Regions from separate parts of the Homo sapiens genome. Here region 2 is linked to region 1. The links are chromatin contacts, found by Hi-C or POLR2A ChIA-PET in ENCODE. All regions are on one chromosome and are shown on one strand. Each heading gives the region's core, a stretch centred on a gene start or an enhancer-like site at or near the end of the contact. The rest is flanking DNA. Distances are from core to core; before and after follow the strand shown. Region 1 has its middle 22 kb from the start of TILRLS. Region 2 has its middle 130 kb from the start of LINC02242.

Region 1 (6,147 bases), core at 1,345-3,844:
ATGTCTGCAGCTTGGGAGGATCAAGCATGTACCTGTCTGTGTTTCCTGTGGTCTCTGGGAGCTGGAAGCTAGACCAAAACACACCATTTGTCAACTGTAGCAAACCATTAGCAAAATAGGCAAGTGGTAACAGGGCAAGTGAAACAACAGGCAGGTGGCACTTCTGTGACACCAATGACTGCAAACACAATTACTAGGCTAGAATATGAACAGCACACCTTTTAAGACTCCCTTAGCCCAGGAGTTCAAGATCAGCCTGGGCAACATAGCAAGACCCGGTCTCTACAAAAAATTTAAAAATTAGCCAGGCATGATGGTGTGTGCCTGTAGTCCCATCTATGTGGGAGGCTGAGGTGGGAGGATCACTTGAGTCCAGGGGGTTGGGCTGCAGTGAGCTGTGATTGCTCCAATACACTCCAGCCTCAGCAACAGGCAAGACCCTGTCTCCAAAGAAAAAAAAAAAAAAAAAAGACTCCCCCTCAGAATACATATGAATGAATAAGTGAACAAAGAAACAAATAAATAAATGGCATTCCTAGCCATGTTTCAGAACCATTAGAGGACATAATCAGAAACTTCAACATAAGCCCCAGGTCTTCTGCTTCTGTCAAAACACTTTTTAGTTGCTCTTACTTCTATATATATTAATCAGCCTCCAGCTGATTCAAGATTTATCATCAAAGAATCAGATTCTTTTCATTTTTATCAAATTAGGAATTAAATTTCCTTTGTGACACTTCTCTCTGAGACGTATAATGATTTCTTTTCTTTTCAGATATTGTATCACCTTCAATTCTGATAACCATAGAACACAGGGGATCTTTTATCATTTTTAAAAAATCATAAAGGATCTGAATCTTTTAAGTATAATCTTTTAAGTGACGAATTGTTTCAAATAAATCACTTAAATCCCTGATGTATTATAGGACTTGACATCAAAATTAAGTACTCAAAATATGCAAGCACAGTATTAGAAATGTCGCATGTATTAGAAATAGCCCACCTGCTCTAACATAAGCTAGGGTGGATGGCGAAGCCCACTCCCCCACCACACACACCACTGCCCCCTATACACAATCTTTCCCCCATATAACTTCCCAGGTGGATACAGAAGCGTCTCTGCAAAATTTGGCTAAAAACCGCTATCTAAATACAATTCAATTAGAAACAAGAAATAAAGAGTTCATCAGATACTTCAAAACAATATAAAGTTGTCGGTTTTATATTGCTGTAGGCTCAGATCCTGCCAACATGTTGAATGTCTAGTATATACCAGGCACTCTCCTTGGAGTCACATATTCCCATTAACATATATTCTTCCAGGCAGGGACCAGCTGATTTCTATATAATGCATTGCATTTCCAGCTGGGTCAATGCCTCTGTAGTGTGAATTATGTGGGAGCTATCACAGCTACAACTTTCATGAGCAACTTGTATTTTCTTCCCCAGGTATAGAAAAACCCAGCAGTCTTCCCAGGCTTCCTGCTTTGTGGATGATGGAATATGTTATAGTATGCTGAGATAGAATTGATAAAAATTACATAAGAAAAGTAGAATGAATATATATATGTATGTCTCTTTCCACTTTCTTTCAAAGCTATCCACAGTATTTTATCTAAATACAAACTGCAAAACAACGTAGGCCTTTTCCCTTTCATTTTATTGCATTTTTTCTCCCTGGAATAATTTCTGAGCTTAACTCCTGATTCTGTCATATAGTGTGGCTTTGTGACAACTGACAACTTATTTAACTTCCTGGAGCCTCGCCTTAAGAATGGAGTTATCAGCATCATCTGATTCAGAGAGTTGCTCTGGGGCTGAAATAAGGGAGAATCAATGTAAAATTCAGGGCGTTAATGCTTTTTTGTGTTAGATCACTTTCTACTCCTGGCCTTTCTTCAAGTGTAAGATTATCTGGACCATTATATCAACACCCTATCTTTGATGTACAAACATGTGAATTATCAGCTTTTCATCTCTCTGTCAGTAAATGGATACCCTATGCACATACAGAATGCACAAACATGAAAATGTCTACTTTAAATAACAATGGTACCAGCAGCACGGAGTCACATAATAGACAACATGTTTTAAAGTAAAGAATCCTCTTCCACGGAGTATTAATTTACCAGCTTTCTACATGCCAAGTTCCCAAAGCAGTCAAGAACATCTCAGACCTGCAGGCTTCATGTTTCCCCTAATGGGGTACTAATTGTTTTCACATAAATGCCCCCACTGTGCAAGCTCTCTATGTAGAATGAAAGTGGGTTGTGGAATGGTAAAAGTAAACCATCTTTCTGATGTCTACAATGTCATGCTTCAGAAGATTCTAGAAAAGGTCTAGCTGGAATTAAATATATTTATATTCAAAAGCTTTAGTATTTAACTTACAAGAATATCAATTGTGAGCCACCTTTCTAAAAAGTATCACCACTTCCCATAATATTTACTTCTTCCTAAAACAATTATGTTCTAAACACACACACACATACACACACACACGCACACTCTGTCTCTCTTTGATAAAAAGTATTTTCTCTGTGAAGGACTCTAATTTTGCATTTTCCTTATTTGCAACCCTGTTTAGGATTTTAAAATGAGGTGTTTTAATAGCGCCACCTGGTGGTAATGATCTACTTCAAGTACCCAACATAACTTCTCTTTCCTCACCTTTTCTCCTGTTTTGTGAGCTGTTTCTTTCATTTGTATTCATGAATCATTCCTTTGCATTAGTGTTGCTGAAGAAAGTAATGATTTTATCAAAACAAAGTAGGCTATTACAAAAAAACTAACAGAAGTGTTAATGTGAGCAGAACAGTAGAACCTGCACACTTAAGGGTATGCCACTCATCAGGGGAAAGAAATGTAACTAAAAATCAACAAAAGGCTGTGAAGAAACAAAAAGGGGAGAGGCAGTAACTCCAAAATGGGCTTTAGACAGAAAACTCACCTGATGTAGGGCATGTTGGCCAACATTTTCCTTTTATATATCTGCCACATTTTCTGCCTTGTGGCCAGTCTGAAAAAACTAAGCAGCCCAGTACAGCAGGCAAATGCTTCTCAGTCACAAACAATGGAATATTGAAGCCATTGATATTCCTCTCACAGCGGCAGGAACCATAGCAGGTGCTAAAGGAATTGGTTGTTTATGAAGAAATAATCAAATATTCCCTCCCTCCTTCCTTCCTTCCTTCCTTCCTTCCTTCCTTCCTTCCTTCCTCATTTCTGCCGCTTCTCACACAGCTACCAGCATCCCTCTCCCCAGGCATCAGAGTGCTACTTGGGGAAAATAATAATAATGTAGGATTTTTTTTCCCTAAATCACTTCAACTCCAAGGACCCATTAGCAACTTATGCCCCTTTACAGATCTCGCCAGTTGATCATCAAGAAAGGCAACTTTAGAGATGATGCAATCAGGGCAAAAAAAAAAAAAAAAGAACAAGTAACTGCAGATATCTTTTTAATTTTTTTTTTTTGTATGTACCTTTTTGAGAATTAGGTCATTAAATTCATTGAAAATTCCATTCTTCATCCAGCCTTTGAAAGTTCTCATCTTGTTCAACTTTGAAACAGATCATAAGGTGGATTCACATGGTGAAAAATGGGAGGGACAGAATGAAGACTTGACAACAATGAAGAGATAATGTCTACCTGGAGGCTAACCAATGGCACCCAGGCTGCTGAAAGAAATTCCTTCAGCAGGGGCCCAGGGAAGAAGCCTAATTTAAAGGTCAGAATCAGACACACAGACACACACGTACACACACACATGTACACACATTAATCTACACAATCACCAGAGCAATCATCTAGCCCATTTGCATCAGCATAAGGTTTCACCTAAACTCTCTGCACTGACCTTTTATGGAAGATGTTTGCTTTCTAGGGCCTGAGACCTGGGACCAGCTCCCAGAGACGAGGGTACAGGGGAAAGGACCTGAAAGTCAAGTTTTATGGAAGATGAAATGGAGAGAAAAAAAATATTTGTTTATTGGTGATTTTAGTTAACGGGAACAATAGCTTTGCATTGACAGACAATAAGTGAGGGGAAAATAGTGGTGGGGTGGCGGTGTGAGGAAGCCGACATGGATAGAGCAGCCAAAGGAAGCTCTGAATAGGCTCTGGAAAAAACTACAACCCAACAAACTATTCCATGACTGTAAGGCGCTGGAAGCCTGCCAAAGTCAGACATACATTCTCACTGACCTTTTTAGACCTGATTGACTCCCAATCAGACTATGAAGACTGTGACCGAGGAGTGAATTCCTGTTCCTTCCTGGTGATCCTGCATTACTTTCCAGTAAGTTCTCTCATGGTCCAATTGTTCTTTTATCTGCACAGGAAGGGAATGTGTGATTCCTTTTGGAAACTGGAGTACTGTGGGAGCCAGGCCCACTCTCCTGGCTGCTGGAGATCTGAGCATACCCAGGTCTGGAAAGAAGCCAAGTCATGGGGACTGTGATGCAACAGCTCACCTTACCACCAGGCTAGATGGTAGCTTTGACTTTCTAAGACCCAATAGCCTGTTAGTGACCATCAAACAGAAATTGTCATAACTTCAATGGTATAAAACTGGGTTCAGGAAACTACAGATTGTGGGCCAAGTCAGACCTATACCTATGTTTGTAAATAAACCTTTATTGGAACACAGCCACACTCGTTTATTTAAGTATCCTCTACCACTGCTTTCGCACAACAAGGGCAGAGTTGAGCAACTGCAACAGAGACCATTGGCCTACAAAGCCAAAATAATTTACTATCTTGCCCTTTACAGAAAAAGGTTGCTGACCTCTGGTTTAAAAGCAGGATCATTAAGAGAAGGCTGTGTGATATGCCAGAAGGACCATGAGAAGGGGCCTCCAAAGGCCTGGTTCTAGTGCCGCTGTCTGTTAGAAACGATCTAGATCTGTAACACTGAGTGAACTTGAATGTCTCTTCTAGCTGCAAAAGATACACAAATTCTGTAGTTTAAGCGATTGGTAATGCACAGGGTTTCAGATATCCATTTCACTGTCCAATACTCTCCATTCCCAAAAGAAATGTCATTTTTCTATTTGTAATCCAAAGATGGTGGTATATAAAATAATTACACTGGAATCCATACTTTGTGCTTACACAGAAAGAAACATACACACATGCAGGCACAGACACATGCACACACACTCACACAAATGCAAACATACACACACACACTGGAGCAAGCCTTCCAGCTCACTGCTCTGAGCGTAGGGTTTCATGCTCAAGATCCTTGCACTGACCTACAGGAAAGACAAGTGTCTTCTAGGGACTCACCACTTGATTGAAGAAAGCTGCTGTGTCTAGGGCCTCAACATCTGCAAAGCTGTAATCAAAACATTACTATTCAGTTACCATCTAAGACACAGCTGTAGAATTATGGAGAAATGTTTTATCAAAACTAAGCAATTGTCTGAGTCTGTCTCCTGACTGAAGAAAGAAGAATGCCTAATTCACAAAACACTTCATACTTTATAGCACATTTACATACAATATAATGGATGCCACCCTATTTACTTGTTTTCTATACCATCTTTATTTAGTGTTTATTTTATGAGCCTTGCAAATAGTTTCCAAACATCTCTAAATCTAAGAAAAAGTTAACTGAGTAAAGCTGATTTTTTTTTTTTTTTTTTTTTGAGACGCAGTCTCACTCTGTCGCCCAGGCTGGAGTGCAGTGGCGCAATCTCGGCTCACTGTAAGCTCCACCTCCCGGGTTCACGCCATTCTCCTGCCTCAGCCTCCCAAGTAGCTGGGACTACAGGCGACTGCCACCACACCTGGCTAATTTTGTGTGTGTGTGTGTATTTTTAGTAGAGACGGGGTTTCACCATGTTAGCCAGGATGGTCTCGATCTCCTGACCTCGTGCTCCGTCCGCCTCGGCCTCCCAAAGTGCTGGGATTACAGGCGTGACCCACCGCGCTGGCCGAGTAAAGCTGATTTTAAATAAGCTGTCTTAGTCTGGGTTCTCTCCAAAAGCTGGGCCTGAGACAAGAGTTTACTTTGGGAAATGATTCCAAAGAACAGGAGGAAAGAACAAGGCAGACTGAAACAGGGGGAGGGAAAGCCAATCCAGAGGTCTTTTACTGAGCTGATCACTGGTATAGGCAAGTGAGGCGCCCCCCTCTTG
Region 2 (6,147 bases), core at 1,488-3,987, 270 kb before region 1:
CAAGAGCGAAACTCCGTCTCAAGAAAAAAAAAAAAAATGGACTACACTACATGGAAGTTTTGTATATACCAAGAGCTATGCCTGAATTAATTTATCCATTCCTCCTAACAGCCTATGAGGATGGCAAGACTATTATCACCAAATCACAGATTAGGAAAGTGATGTTCATAGAAGTAAACAACTTGCCTGGAATTCAATACAGACCAGTATGAGGTTAAAGGTGCAAAACACAGGACTTTAGCCCTGTGCTCTCGGGCACCCTGAATGTGCAGAACTGAAGCAGAGTAGGATGGGCTGCTTAAAGCATCTTAACCCTCATTCCCTCCACCACTGTGGCTCAGGATCTAAGCAGAATGTGGAGCTCTGACTCCTGCCATTCAGAATGCCATCTTGAGCTACGAATTCATTGCCACCCATTTATGTCTTTCATTTCTCAGTCTCCCCATGGTGTGTTTAGGGTTATTTTATTTCCTAATACAAATTAGCATTTTTAGTCTCTTAAAACAAAACTGTATAGAATTAAACAACAGAACATAGAATTTAACTCCTCCCTCCCTTTGGAAGTTTTCCACTTATCTGAAATGAACTAGCTTTATTATAACTTTTTGTTGTAATATTATAAACAAGACTCACCTCTTTTTTATGAAGGTCAATCATCTTTTTTCCAACAATAAGGGGGAAATGTGCCCATTTTTATTAAAAAGAAAGAAAATTAGAGAGATGGCTGTCTATAGAATAAGAATTTGAGAAAATAAACTATTTTTGTTGAAAAACATTAAAGGTTATAAATTGACCAGCATAGAAATAATGGAATGAACAGAATCTTTTTTTTTTTTTTTTTTTTTTTGAGATGGAGTCTCTTTCTGTAGTCCAGGCTGAGCATACAGTGGCACAATCTCGGCTCACTGTAAACTCCACCTCCTGGGTTCAAGTGATTCTCCTGCCTTAGCCTCTTGAGTAGCTGGGATTACAGGCACGTGCAACCATGCCCAGCTAATTTTTTTGTATTTTTAGTAGAGATGAGTTTTCAACATGTTGGCCAGGCTGGTCTTGAACTCCTCACCGCAAGTGATCCTCCCGCTTCAGCCTCCCAAAGTGCTGGGATTACAGGCGTAAGCCACTGTGCCTGGACTGAGATTCCTTTTCTTTGTACCATTTTGTTTTCCTCTTCGACATCGGCAAACTCACTTTTAAGCACCCCTCCCTATAGACAGAGAATCTGTAAGAAATATGAATTCAGCCTACACCAGCTGACTGGCCCCGTTTCCAGGACAGAAGCCAAGATTTGATTTAAAATAAAGAACCAGACAACTGAAACAAAAGCTTGTTGCCTGATTATCCAAAGAGTCTGCTTATCCAAAGCACACTTCGCAGGTTTCCACTTATTAGAGCTTGTGACAGCATGCCATACCATTGACCTCTTCTGAATGTAAGTGTACCTTGAGTACATGGACAGAGATTTCCTCCTGCCTTGCTGGCTGCCCCTTCTAAGATTCCTTTGCTGATTCATTCCTCTCCACTTGATCTTTAATAGTTGAAATTCCTCAACATTCAACCCTTGTCCCCCTTTAACCCAATGTTCTCTCTTGAGATGATTTCATCAACTCCCACAGCTCTTGTTATCATTAGAATGGCAAGAACTACTAAATGCACACCTCTAGACCAGCGCTCTCTCTGAACTCCAGGTCCCTTTTATCTACACAGAGATCACATTTATTGACTGTTCTCCAAGTGCCAGGCTGAGTGCTATACATGGATATTTTTATATAGCCTTTTATATTCTTTTCATATATTATTGTATTCATTTCTAAGTGTATATGTAATAACATAGATTCTTATATAAATTTAACTAATAACAAAGAGGAAGAGCCATCTCAATTTACCCAATGTTCCCCTTCCTAGACCACCTCATCCCACTCCTGGCCCCATGGATAGTTACCAGTCTGGTATGTATTCTCACTTGTTCTTCACAACTCAGTGAAGGTACTGTTATTCTTATTCCCATTTTACAGATCGGGAAATTGATGTATAAGGTTATTTTGAAACTTGCCTAAGTTGTCATGGATAGTAAACAGCAGAATGGGGATCCCAAGCTCAGGTTTATCACCCTTCAGTGGCCCTGGTCTTTTGGAAGCACCCTAAGTTCTACTGCCCAAATTCAAACTCACAGTTTTTCTTCCCAGCACTCATTCTCCATACTTGGTCCTTCTCTTGAGTCTTAATGTCAGCAAATGTACAACCAAATATCTACTCATTTATTAAGAAAACTTAGGGTCACCCTGAACCATTTCCTTTTTCTTTTCTTTCTTTTTTTTTTTTTTTTTTTGAGAGGGAGTCTTACTCTGTCACCCAAGCTAGAGTGCAGTGGCCTGATCTCTCGGCTCACTGCTCACTGCAAACTCCACCTCCCTGGTTCAAGCAATTCTCCTGCCTCAGCCTCCTGAGTAGCTGGGATTACAGGCATGCACCACCACACCTGGCTAATTTTTATATTTTTAGTAGAGATGAAGTTTCATCATGTTGGCCAGGCTGGTCTCCAACTTCTGACCTCAGGTGATCCACCTGCCTTGGCCTCCCAAAGTGCTGGGATTGCAGTCATGAGCCACTGTGCCCTGCCACCACTTCCTTTTTCATAGATCATATCAAATCGGTCACCAAACCTTGCTAACATCATTCTTAAACCTCTCTTGAATGTGTGAGATTCTCTCCATCACCACTGCCACAAACACCTCTTAACTAAAACTCCTTCCACACCTGCCACCTTCCAAATCAACCTATACACAATCACCAAATAGACCTTTCAAAAATGCTCAGGTCAGAGCATTTAAAGTTGTTGGTTTCCCATCTTAGAATCTTAGAATAAAGTGAAATATCATTAGTACGGCTTACAGGGTGTATTAGTTCATTCTTGCAGTGCTGTAAAGAAATACCTGAGACTGGTAATTTATAAAGAAAAGAGGTTTCATTCGTTCATGGTTCCACAGGCTCTATAGGAAGCATGACTTGGGAGGCCTCAGGAAACTTACAATCATGCCGGAAGGTGAAGGAAACAGACTCATCTTTTGTGGCTGGAGCAGGAGGAAGAGAGAGATGGCGGAGGTGCTACACAGTTTTAAACAACCAAATCTCATGAGCGCTCACTATCATGAGAGCCACACTGAGGGGGAAATCCACCCCCATGATCCAATCACCTCCCACCAGGCCCCACCTCCAACACTAGGGATTACAATTTGACATGAGATTTGGGCTGGGTGCACACAGACCCAGACCTTATCACAGGGCTCTCCAGTTTAATCTCCACCCCTTCCTGGCCTCATGTGCTAGCTCTCTGTACTCCAGTCACCCCAGTCTTCCCTGCCTTATTTCCCCCTCAGCGTGGCTCTCATGATAGTGACTGCTCATGAGATTTGGTTGTTTAAAACCGTGTGGCACCTCCCCCCATCTCTCTCTTTCTCCTGTTTCAGCCACGTAAAATGAGTCTGCTTCCTTCACACTTTGAAGATTGTGGTTTAAATCACACTCTTTTCAGCCACTGAGTCTTCACACATCCTGTTACCTCTACTTGAAGCTTGCTTCCCTCTCTTTTAAACTGTGTAATCTGTTCAGTACAAAAGGCTTATGTTAGCCAGGATAGCCTCCGATGACCCCTTCATCCATTTCTAGTCCCACTCTTACGTGCTCTCATATCCCTCTTTACTTTGCATTTATCACAAGTGTTGCCATGTAATTAATTCATTAGCTTAATATATGTTTTTCCTACTAGACAACAAGCTCCAGGAGGGCAAGACCAGCATCTCTTTCACTCACCCCTGTGCCTGGAACATAGTAGGCTCATAAATACCTATGAAATGAAATTCAGTATGACTCTTAGTAGGTAGCCTACTTAATTGGCTCTGAAGTTTCCAGTCCTGGAAAATAGGAATGGTACCACTAGCTTAGAGCTATATTACCTCTTTCGGGAAAATAGGATTCATGTCCAGTATACCAGGCTTCTGTAAGAATGTTCAGAGGCAGTTTAAATAGTTCAAGGAGTTAAGCTTGTTCTCCAGTGGACATCCCTAAGGAACAGAAATGGGCCACTTAATCTCCTGGCTTTCTCTCTTCCTTCTCCTCTCCAGTCATCAGAGGAAGTCTAAACACTACAAAGCGAGATTATTGGAAAATCTTTCAAACTTGCTTCTCTGTATATTTCCAAACAGCACCGCTCTAATGGATTGAAGTTTGCAGGATTGGATTCTAGTTTCAAGACAACTCCCCAAACACTTCACCACAGAAGAGAACATTAGAATTATGGTAAGTATAATTAAAATGCCATTGCATTCTAATATTGTCTCTTCCTCCATGGCTCCTACCCACAATTGGTTTTCTGTACCAACAAAGACGCAGCTGTATGATCAGGAGCCTCCATCTGTGGGCTTCCGTCTGTGGTTTCTTTTACACTTGAGCCAAGGGGATCTGGAAAAGTAAAACAGGTCCTATTCTTGATTTTATTCTTCTCCATTATTTATTGTGTCCAAAAACAAATAGCTGAAAGATCCTTTAGGGCTTTCCCTCAAATGAGTACTTCCAAGAAATTTAAGGGTAATTAATGATATGCCTTTGGTCTCCTGACAATGCTATTGTCAAGAGTTCAAAAGCAGTGGAGCGGGGATGCAGGGCAGCAGGAGGATAATCCTTATCATATTATCTGGGAATGAACTGTAAATGTCCGGAGTAATGGAATTGTTATGACTGTGCCTCATTCAACGAAAAAAGAAATTGAATCTGAAAATGATGAGGCACACAGTACTTCAGAACAGTTGTCAAACTTCTTCATTCCAAATACTTCCTTTATTTCCCACCACCATACTTCCATCAGTGGTTATAAAGCAAGTTCATTTCAAAGATTTTAAAGGCTGGGGAACAGGAAGCATCAAGGGAGTTGTCATGCTCTAGCTCTGATCACCTGGCTACTGCTTTTATCAGCTTTCCAGATGTTTGCTCTTTGCTGCAGCCTTTTGGAGCCACTTCTGCCACAGGCTCTGTATTTTTCAACGTGCCCGTAAGAATTCAATTGGCAATCTCTTGTTCATCCATCAATACTCAGTTCAAGTGCCATCTCTTCAGAAAGTCTTCTCTGATTGCTCCAGGGGAGTTAAAGGCTTAAATGATCAATCTTTTCTCTTAGGTTTGCATGTTCATAGCAGTTCTATCTTTAACTGCAAGGCTGTACCTTTCACTTACATGCCTAACTCCTTAATTGACTATGATTTTCATTTTTCTTATTTGCTTAACATGTTTCTAAATGTCCCTAAAAGATGAATGAGTGAGTGATATTAGTTTCTTAATTCTTATTAATTTCTCAATGGTACAGCAAAATGTACCAGACAAAGTAAAAACACTGTGAGGTACAGCATGATATCCATTGTCCAGACTATTCTCTATAACCCATGGACAGGAAGGTTTTTTGTTTTGTTTTTTTTTTTGATAAATCAACTACAAAATTCAACTTAAATTTTCAATTTAGCCCCTCATTTCCACCTTTGCTGTGACCCCACTTTTGTCATTTTAAATATAAAAATGAGAAACCAGCTTGAATTACACAATTGTGGCAGATTACTTTGCCAGATTTTAATTCCTCCACCTTAGGCTTGTAGGGTTGGTGTGAGGATTTAATGAGATAATGTATGATGATAATGATAATGATGTCATAATGACAAGATAGCAGAACTTCTTGTAATTCCTTCTTATAATTCCAACACAGTAAGTGCTGAGTAGTACTTAACAGTCATTTTTATAAATTTTAGAAACTTGACATCACGTTTTGATTCTCCTCTGTTCTCCCTATAATACTGCTCTTACAAAGCTGCTAACTATAAAGAAATGATCAAAAGGCAGGAAATGAGAGGGAAATTGTAAAGTAAAAATGGCCTAAAACCTAGGAGATCCATATTTGAAGAGTAATAATATATTTTATTTATATTAGATCCATATGCAACCTATCTAAAGGGATCTTCATTACCGACAAGATGTCACTTCTTTGAAAACTAATGGCTTGACATATTGTCAAGTAGAGTAGATCACTCCAGCTGACTTATAGAGAATGGACAATATGCCGAGACTATCAAACTTTGTCACCCACAGTAAATGCTCTCACATCAAAATTCG

Evidence for each region. Hi-C counts contacts between places; a loop is a spot of excess contacts on that map. ChIA-PET counts read pairs that join two places held with the same protein, here RNA polymerase II (POLR2A). Pooled maps may share reads with other maps.
Region 2: a map of MCF 10A shows a loop between it and region 1 (2.8-fold over the local background). The contact joins two enhancer-like sites. A Hi-C loop is called at or near these places in 3 of 168 maps with a recorded cell type or tissue (CD4-positive, alpha-beta memory T cell, MCF 10A and endothelial cell of umbilical vein) and 6 of 50 pooled maps. POLR2A ChIA-PET finds 5 or more read pairs at or near these places in 1 of 52 experiments (activated T-cell).

What each region holds. Positions count from the first base shown.
Region 1 is chr5:67,242,723-67,248,869 of GRCh38, reverse strand. No RefSeq gene overlaps it. Among named protein-coding and RNA genes, the nearest start is that of TILRLS, 22 kb to the left of the region's middle. Within about 2 kb of position 2,594, at least 2 of the 41 ENCODE cell types and tissues checked have a DNase peak (open chromatin) inside an H3K27ac peak, as active enhancers do.
Region 2 is chr5:67,512,506-67,518,652 of GRCh38, reverse strand. No RefSeq gene overlaps it. Among named protein-coding and RNA genes, the nearest start is that of LINC02242, 130 kb to the left of the region's middle. Within about 2 kb of position 2,737, at least 2 of the 41 ENCODE cell types and tissues checked have a DNase peak (open chromatin) inside an H3K27ac peak, as active enhancers do.